Regions from separate parts of the Homo sapiens genome. Here region 1 is linked to region 2. A link is a loop called in an ENCODE intact Hi-C map of the cell type or tissue named here. Cell type or tissue: mammary epithelial cell. All regions are shown on one strand.

What was found. Hi-C counts contacts between places; a loop is a spot of excess contacts. Peaks named below come from ENCODE experiments on the same cell type or tissue, not always from the same donor. Only the 100,000 strongest peaks of a DNase experiment are listed, where the experiment ranks them.
Region 1: a loop joins it to region 2, with 3 times the contacts of the local background. A loop is called at or near these places in 1 of 110 quality-filtered maps.

Annotation. Positions count from the first base shown.
Region 1 is chr16:17,554,130-17,559,129 of GRCh38, forward strand. No RefSeq gene overlaps it. Among named protein-coding and RNA genes, the nearest start is that of XYLT1, 86 kb to the left of the region's middle. In mammary epithelial cell, CTCF peaks have their summits at 1,399 and 2,636 (motif pointing right); DNase peaks (open chromatin) are centred at 1,222, 2,332 and 2,692; H3K27ac peaks cover 416 bases.
Region 2 is chr16:17,834,646-17,839,645 of GRCh38, forward strand. No RefSeq gene overlaps it. Among named protein-coding and RNA genes, the nearest start is that of XYLT1, 370 kb to the left of the region's middle. RefSeq lists an enhancer at 1,903-3,102. In mammary epithelial cell, no CTCF peak of the experiment used is centred here; a DNase peak (open chromatin) is centred at 2,556.

The sequences.
Region 1 (5,000 bases), 280 kb before region 2:
TTTCTGCTACTAAACAATTCTGTTATTTTAAAGCTAACTATACCGAGCTGGCTAAATAATACTCAGGGGCTGGCCACAGAGAAGACTCCCTCTGAAATGCAGCGATGATGCCCACTTTTTCCTACTTTGTTCTAATTTTGTCCCCAGCTGATGGGTGACCTGCTGACTCTTGCTGGGAGAGAGGCTGGAGGGATGTCCAGGGAGATTTTTTAAGAAACCTAGAATCTCACACCTTTCCCTGGAATACAAAGGGAACCAACCCATGTTTCCTTGAGGATAATGAATTTTAAAGGCTTCTCGACCTGGATTCACTCATAATCTGAGCTCTTCCTTGACCTCTGCTATTTTCCAAATATCTAAATTCCGTCCCTTTCTCAGCTAAGTCCTTCAATGACTTCCCACTGCCATTAAGATATGCCTAAGCCACTTAGGTGGCTGGCATGGCCCTGTCTGCCGGTCCCTCACCTACTTCTCTGGCCCCAAATTCCTCCATCCACCCGCAACTCCCTTTCCTTCATGTTCCCACTACACTGAATTATGATCTGCATGGAGCAGCATGATAGAGGCTATGGACTCTAGCAGCCAGGGTGCCTGCTTCTAACTCTAGCTCCACCATTCATCAGCTGTGTGACCTGGGGCAAGTCATGTGACCTCTTTGGGCCTCAGTGGCCACATCGATAACATGGGAATCATAGAAGTACTTGCCCTGTAATGTAGCTGTGACCATAGATGCATTAATGACTGCATGGTGCTGAGATGGTGGTTGGTGCAAGCCCGTGTGCCTGGCAGAGATTGGTCGTTTGTACTACTTTTTGTTTGTTTGTTTTGTTTTTTGGAGACGGAGTTTCACTCTTGTCACCCAGGATGGAGTGCAATGGTATGATCTCGGCTCACTGCAACCTCCACCTCCTGAGTTCAAGTGATTCTCCTGCCTCAGCCTCCCAAGTAGCTGGGATTACAGGCACCCACCACCATGGTTGGCTAATTTTTGTTTTTTAGTAGAGACAGGGTTTTGCCATGTTGGCCAGGCTGGTCTCGAACTCCTGACCTCAGGTGATCTGTCCGCCCCAGCCTCCCAAAATGCTGGGATTACAGGCCTGAGCCACTGCCCCCAGCCAGCACTACTCTTCAAAGGTGCTTTTTTTTTTCCTCTTTGCATATGTGGTTTCCGTTGTCAGGATTACTCTTTCTGTCTCTAATTCTTTGCTTTCTTATTTGACTCATCTTTTGGTATTTAGCTTAGACGTGACCTCTGCCTGGAATCCTTCCAGATGCCATAGCCTTCCTCTGGAGCCAAGAGCATCCTCAACTTCCTCCATCATAGACATCTCCCCCTGTGGATTGTAATTACATATTTGTGTGTGTCTTATCGCCACCACCAGGGTTTCTCAGCCTCAGCACTACTGATCTATCGACATTTGGGGCCAGATTATTCTTGGTTGTGGGGGGCCATCCTGTGCACTCTGTGATGTTCAGCACCACCCCTGGCCTCTACGCACTAGATGATGGCAGCAGCCCTCCTCAACCCCTAGTTGTGACTATCAAAAATGTCTCCAGACATGGCCTAGTGTCCCTGGGTATGGGCAGATATGAAATTGCTCCTGGTTGAGACCACTACACTAAACCATAAGCTGAGGGGACAGGAAATGTGTCTGTCTTTCTCATCCCAATTCTCTAAGCACCTAGAATAGCCCCAAGTGATTATTTGGTCTTTAATTAATGTCTGCGGAACAGAAGAATGTGGATTCTGGGGCCAGGAGCGGTGGCTGATGCCTGTAATCCTGCACTTTGGGAGGCTGAGGTGGAAGGATCACCGAAGGTCAGGAGTTCGAGACCAGTCCAGCCAACATGGTGAAACCCCGTCTCTGCTAAAAAAAAATACAAAAAATTAGCCAGGCATGGTGGCACATGCCTGTAATCCCAGTTACTTGGGAGGCTGAGGCAGGAGAATCGCTTGAACCCGGGAGGCGGAGGTTGCGGTGAGCTGAGATAGATAGTGCAATAGCACTCCAGCCTGGACAATGAAGAGCGAAACTCCATCTCAAAAAAAAAAAAAAAAAAAAAAAAAAAAAAAAAAGGAGATTCTACACTGAGCAGCAAAGCAAATCAGGTCAAAGTGAAAAGACCTGAGTTCCCCTCCTGGATGTGCCAGTCCCTGGCTGCATGACTTGGAGAGGCCCAAGTTTGGTTCTTTGAAGTGACTTGAATGAGCATCCTTGTGTGGTCACAGACAGCAGCATCAGCATCACCTGGGAATTTGCTAGAAATGCTCATTCTCTGGATCCCCCAGACCAGTGAATCAGAATTGCAGGGAGGAGCTCTGAAATTTGTGTTTTCACAAGCTCTCTAGGAGTTTCTGATTCATCCTTCCTCAGTTCTCAGATCACCCCTGGCCAATCTTAGAATTCACCTGGAATGCTTTTTAATAAAGGATGCTTAGGAGGCTAGATTTTCCCGGTCCAAGTGCATAAGAAGCTCTGGCATTCAGGCTGGCCATCGGTGTTTTTCACCTGCTTCAGGTGATTCCAATGCACACACAGCCAGGACTGAGATGTTCTCGACGCGCAGAGGCTGTTCTAAATCTCTGTGCTTCCCACGTTAAAGCTTTTGGGAACTGCATTAACTCTTTCAGTCCACCAGAGGGCCATTTACAGTGCTAGGAAAGGGACAGGGTTATCATTTCATGTCCTGGGGCACATGGAGCCATAGACCATAAGTACACAGGTAGAAGTAAGTGTCCAAGACCTTCCTCTCTAGCTGTACCTGGAAAAATACCAGACCGGAATGTGAAGCATCAGAAATGACTCTAAGGCTTGACTCATGCTCTTGCAATAACCCTGGGACAGCCAAGAGGAACAGGCCAACCTCAACCAGGATTCTCTATTTAACCCACTAGTTTTAAAAGCCATGTCCAAGAATCCTCTCTATAAATTCATTTTTGAAGCCCTCCGTGTCCCTGGGTTCATGAAAGCTTTTTTGTTCAGAAGGTGGCTGCAGTTTATTATACAGAGTAGATGCGAAGCCAGACATACCTGTGTTTCTGAGAACCTGTTTCCCTCCTCTGGATCTCAGATTTTATTATTTTAGTTTTTTGAGACAGAGTCTCACTCTGTTGCCCAGGTTGGAGTGCAATGGCATGATCTCGGCTCACTGCAACCTCCACCTCCGGGTTCAAGTGATTCTCGTGCCTCAGCCTCCCGGAGTAGCTGAGATTACATGTGCCTGACACTACACTTGGCTAATTTTTGTATTTTTAGTAGAGATGGGGTTTCACCATGTTGGCCAGACTGGTCTCAAACTCCTGACCTTAGTTGATCCACCCACCTCGGCCTCCCAAAGTGCTGGGATTACAGGCGTGAACCACCGCGCCCAGCCTGGACCTCAGATTTTAAATGAGGGTAATGAAGCTTAGCTGGCTAGGCTGCGATGAGGTTCAACATAGGTGAACAGGTGAAACACCAGCCTCAAACAGTCGCTTAGTAACTCTGTGGTTCTCAAAAGCACCCTGGGATGTGGTTCTCAAAAGCACCCTGAGATGCGGTTCTCAAAAGCACCCCGACACCAGCAGCTTCGTCAGGAAGCTTGCTAGAACTGCACATTTTCAGATGTCTCCTGCCCTACCCCCGCCGCAAGAAAAATACTGAATTGGAAACTTTGGGGGTGGAATAACTTAGCCTCTCTGAGTCTCAATTTTCTCATTTTTGAAACCAGAATAACAGTACCTGCATCTCAGAGACCCACTGTAAGGGTTAAATGAGCTATGTACATCAACTTCTTAGCACAGTGCTGGCATACAGCAAGAGCTCAGTAAATGGTAGCTTTCACTGTTATTGCAATTATTATCATCTTCAAAGCTCCCTGCCCCATGCAAGCCTTAGAAAGAATCTTTCGTCAGAACTCTGCACAAGTATCTCTTATTGAACTTTGCAAAATACCGTATTTTGGCTCTGAATGCTCCCTGTGGACTACAACTTGCAGAGCAGGAGCTCAGTACACCAATATGCCCTGTGAATACCTCAGCCAACATTATAACTCATTCTGAGAGATGCCATCTGTGTTAGTCCGTTTTCACACTGCTATAAAGAACTTCTCTGAGACTGGGTCATTTATAAAGGAAAGAGGTTTAACTGACTCAGTTCTGCATGGTTCGGAGGCCTCAGGAAACTTACAATCATGGCAGAAGAGGAAGCAGGCACTTTCTTCACAAGGCGGCTGGAGAGAGAGGAAGAAGCACAAAGGACTAACTTCCAAACTCTTATAAAACCATCAGATCTCATGAGACCTCACTCACTATTATGAGAACGGCATGTGGGAGATTGCCCCCGTGATCCAGTCACCTCCTTCTCTTGACATGTGGGGATTACCAGTCCCCCTCTTGACTCGTGGGGGTTACAAGTTGAAATGAGATTTGGGTGGGGACAGAGCCAAACCATATCACCATCGCTCGGAGCAATACAACTATTTACTGTAGGGTCGCATTATGGATTGTGATCTATTTAGTTCTACCCCGCTGTCAGAAAGACTGGCTTTCCCTCCACCAACCAGGAACAAGCGAATGGGCTTGGGGCAAGGAAAAGAACAACAAACAAACAGCAAATAGGACCTGAAAAATATTACACTCATGGTCAGAGAAAATGAAAAAGATACTGCAGGAGGGAAACTGAGTCAGCTCTGAGTGGCCTTGCGGCAGTGACAGAGAACTTTCCAGACGAATCCATGGAGGCAGAGGGGTGTCTGATATTTGCATCTGCCAGCTGTCAGAAAGAGCTGGATTTTCAAGGTGGAAGAGAGATAAGTGGAAGGTGGGATTGAAATTTACCTTCATGCAGGTTTCAGTAATCAGGGTGAGAAGTAGAGAATCCTCAGCTGAAGATAGTTACTTTCTGCAAAAGTGGGCTTTCCTTTCTTTCTCTTTTCTTGTAAGGGATTATTTTCCTGCTCAGTCTCCTGAGTCTCCCCCAGTGGCCCCAGCATCTATGACCCACCATTCCCTGAGGGCT
Region 2 (5,000 bases):
GAAGGCCATTTAGGATGTACCAGTGCTCTGAAATATAAAGAATGGGTAGAGATGAACTTAGACAAGAGGGTGGGGAGGGAAGCAACACGACTCATTTCAAAAATAAAAATGGTTAGAATTTCCCAGAGCACATAAGAGCTAGTGAGAGAAAAGACCCAAGAAAGGAGAAGCCTGATGCAGAATCCTAAAGACTGTGCTAAGAATGTTCACATTTATGGCAAATGCCATGGGAGGCTATTAAGACTCTAAGGAGGCTCAAATTACATTTTTAAAAGATCCCTCTGATGGTGTGGGAGATGAGCTGGAGAGGGACGAGAGTGGATGTAAGCTCCTCCTTTCTTCCCTGGTCCAAAGCAGCATCTCTCGATTCATCACACCTACCTTGGATACAGCCTCTGTGACGGAGTCTTCTCTGCACCTCTGCAAATCTATCTTAGGTACCCCTCATATGCTCCATGGCACTGTGTACTTTCTCCATCTTCACACATGTCACAGTATATTGGAATTGCCTGTTTACTTCTCTGTAACATCACTAGTCTGAAAGCTTTGAAGGCAAGGATCACATTTATCTTGTTTACACTTACATCCCCAATGCCACCAACCATGTTGGTTCACAGTAGGCATTCAACAAATATTTACACAATCACCATTTCATTGAGCACCTACTGTGTGCAAGGTACCCTTCTAGTCCTTTCATACGCATGAACTCACCCAATTCTGCCAATACTCCTTTGCAGCATGTTCTATGATTGTCCCCAAGGTAACCGATGAGTAAACTGAGGCACAGAGGAGGCTAGGCAATGTGTCCAAGGTTACAGGCTAGTATGCTGCACCACTGGGGTTCATAGTGCATGCTTACAACCACACACTCTAATGATTAACAAAAGAATGGAATTCTCATCTGTTAGAGCCAGCATTTAATTATCTGTGTTAATGGTTCAAGGCAGTGTCCTGCATCATCCAAAACAGTGAGTAACTTCCAAATAATCCCCAGCGGACTCTATGATACATATGGGCTTTTTTTCAGTAGATTGACCTTCATAAATTACCACTTAAAATAGCCAATAACAAAACCTATTCCTGTTCCCTAAGTAGCAATCAAACTAATGGACAGGAAGTAACTAAGAACTAAACTGGCTAAGCCAAAAAAAGCACTCAATCAACAAATTTAATTAAGCACTTACTTGTTCTTCTTCAGGATCCTGCCATGGTTCCTGTTTCTTATCGCTGCCAAGTCTCTTAAAAGCATATGCTACACCCACCATCTCTATCTACTTCCTTACCTCTTCTTTCTGCATCCTTAAATCAGGTCTTTGTTTGCACAACTGCACTGAAGTGGCTCTGGCAAAAGTCACCGATAGCCACTGTGTTGCCACATTCAATGGGTCCCTTCATCTCCACAGCTGTCCATGGCATTTAGTCTTCTGTGACATCTTTCACTCCTTGAAATTTTTTCTTTAGCACCTTGGATACCACTGCCCATCCCAGGAGAAACAGACGAAAGGACAGGGATCCAGAGCACCCTATTTTATTTCTCATCTCTCTGTGACCGGGAAAAATCACAAACTCTTCCTCTGCCCTGAGTTTTAACCCATTGTGTGCTGCTATGAGATTAAGACATCCAGGCTCTGTGGCTTTCTTTTTTCTCCCCTAATCTTACAGGACAGCACAAAGAATTTTCATAAGGCAGTATTTCACATCAATTAGAAAATATTTGAATCAACAAAACCTCCATAATACAGTATACTGAATATATGAATCCACCAAGGAAATTGAGTTTGTTTTGTTTTGTGTTCTAGCAAGGGATTTCATTTAAGGACATGAGAGGTACAGAGTTTCAAAGAAGAGGGCAGTCCCAGGATCATCCAGGCTAGGAGGGCCCTATAACTACATTTAAACATTGTGCAAAGGTACAAAGGGCTTGGGCTTTGAGATCAGCAACTTGGGCTAGAACTCCAGGTCAGCAAATTCCTAAGAGTATAAATTTCTGCACTTACACTTAAGCTCTTGAGACTCGATGTCTTTATGTGGAAAATAAGAATGATAGAAGAGATAGTGAAGAACAAATGGAACATATAAGCTCTTAGTAAGTGCTCATTTTCTCTCTTTCCCTGGTAGAGATGTAGCTTCCCCACATTTGCCAGCTCCTTTCAAGGTGAGTAGGGCTGTGTGACTGGTACCATCCAATCAATTGCGAGTATATAGGAAGCTCTTAGTAAGTGCTCACTTTCTCTCTTTCCCTGGTAGAGTTGTACCTTCCCCACATTTCCCAGCTCTTTTCAAGGTTGGGTGGGGCCGTGTGACTAGTACCGCCCAATCAATTGTGAGTAGAAGTCTTCCGTGTCACTTCTGGCTAATGCGTTCATGAGCCACTGCAAGACCCTCCAACAGTCCCTTTTGTTGTGGCAGCAACCTGGAAGCCATGTGATCAAAGCAGCTTACATTTCTGAGTCATCACCTAAAAGACGGTCCTATAGAGTTGCCTAACCAGCTTTGGAATTTGCGTGAGTGATACGTAAGCCTTTGTCATGCTAAACCACTAACATTTCTGGGTTAGTCTGTTCTTACAGCACAGCCTAGATTACCCTGATTAAACGCATCACCCACTGGGGAGTCCTTGTGTTCCCAGGGGTGGAAGCAAGGATGAATCAGCTTCATCTCTTTTTTTAGCCAAGGTCTTTACTGATAGCATCTCCTGTTTTCTTCCTTCTCTTCCCTTCACACACCAGAATCGGATCTCTTTATTTTACCCCCAAAGAAACTGAAGTCCAGAGAGGCCAAGTGACTTGTCCAAGCTCACACAGCACATAAGTGGCACAGCCAGGCCAAGAACCCAGGGCCTCCGACTCCCCTCCAGCCCTCGTAGTGTCCACACTACACTACCTCCCAGCAGCTTCCAGCTTCAAATGTTAATAATGTTCTGAGCTTGCCATACCTTTCAATCACTGTAAGCGATACAATCTATGCTACCTTAATGCACTAATTACCAAAGGAGCACATTACCATGCCCTAATTACTAACAAGAAGTGTTGTCAATTCACCATCCTGTTTGCCAGTACATGCAAAATGTTTCCAGACTTGTTCTCAAGGTTTGGCTGGAGGAGGGAAGACAAAATACAAAGAACAATTGATTCATTTCATATTGACAACCAGTCAGGTGGCCCTTCTATTATTATTCTTTGTTACCTAAACACAATCCAACAAAGCCCCAGAAGAAAGGTAGCTGATAGAATGAGATGGGTGGGACAGGCAGTGTAATGAGCTCCAGAAAGAGATTTGCCCACCTGGTTTAGATGCCCATCTTTCCCTTTTTGCCTCTAGGGTTTTTCAAAGCCTCTGTTTTTTCAGTCATAAAATGGGTATAAAAGTAGTGCCAACCTCATGGGGCTGCCCTGGGAATTCAGTAGCATCACGCACACAAAGTCCTATGCAAAATGGCAAGAAGATAATAAGATGCTTAACTGTTATTGCCTATGATGATGATTGCTATTTAGGGGTAGTTTCTTAATCACTGATTTTTCCAAGAAGATTAAAACCAGGCAACGAGGCCAGGCACAGTGGCTCATGCCTGTAATCCCAGCACTTTGGAAGGCCAAAGTGAGCAGATCACTTGAGGTCAGGAGTTCGAGACCAGCCTGACCAACATGGTGAAACCCCATCTCTACTAAAAATATAAAAATTAGCCAGGCATACTGCTGGGCACCTGTAATCCCAGCTACTTGGGAGGCTGAGGCAGGAGAATCTCCTGAACCCGGGAGGCAGAGGTTGCGTGAGCCAAGATCACGCCACTGCACTCCAGCCTGGGCAACAAAGTGAGACTCTGCCTCAAAAAGAAAACAAACAAACTGGGCAACGAAGTAAGGATAAGGGACCCTGATTTATCTTTTATTAAGCACTTGCCCATTCTATGATGTGACTTCTTGGTAGGTACATTGCTAACATTCTGTCTTTTAATCTTTATTCCCGTCCTATAAATTAGATATGATTGTCAGTTTTACAGATGAGGAAACTCTGGCTCAGAGATGTTCAGTAACTTGTCTGAGGCCACACAGCTAGTAAGTAGTAGACGCAGGATTTCAATCCAGGGCTACGTGCCTTTTTTTTTTTTTTTTTCATTTCACAACAATACTGTAATTCAATTTCACTTTTCGTGGACTGTCTGCCTCCACGCATCTTTATGGAACTATATTTTGGAAACTTTAAAGGGACTATGACTTGAGGGCAAAGGAATGAGCACATCTTCTGGGACCGCCATTTGGGACATAATCATATGCATTTATAGAGCCTTTGCTGTGTACCTAGCACAGTGTTTAGTGCTGGGGTCATAGGGATCAATAAGATGTAGCCCTGGCTTTCAAGGCGTTCAAGGTTTAACAAGAAAACTCGTACAAATTTGAGTCAATTACAATAACCTGTGGCCGATATGCAACAAAACTATAAGAGCACAGAGGAGAGATGGAACTCAGGAGGGACTTAGAAGAAGCAAAATCTAAAGCAGGTTTTGAAAAATTAAACACCACTTGCGTGCGGTTTCAGGGAGAAAGGGCATTGCAGGTGCAAAGCAGCAGTGTGCAAAGGCATGAGGTGTGAACAAGCAGGCTGTCCTCAAGAAAGACAAGCAGCCATTCTGCTGGACTATACAAAGCATGAGAAGGAAGAGGAGCAATGGGGCTCCAGAGGCCAGCTAGTGTCAGGTCACTAGGGACCTTGCACTCCACGCTGAAGGCACCCAGAAGCAGTCTTGGTTTCTAAGCCGGGGATGGCACAGTCAGGCGGGCTTTATCATAGACCCTGCTGTTTGCTACGCAAAGCCAGTGCTGGCTGCCAACTCTGGCTGCGCAGGAGACTCACCAGGGAGCAATTTTTAAAAATCCAGTGCCAGGACCTCACCCTGGACCAATTGAATCAGGCACTCTGGAAGCGCAGTCTGGACACCGGTATATTTTAAAAGCTCATCGGACAATCCTAATATACTGCCAGGAATCACGCTACTGGTGTAG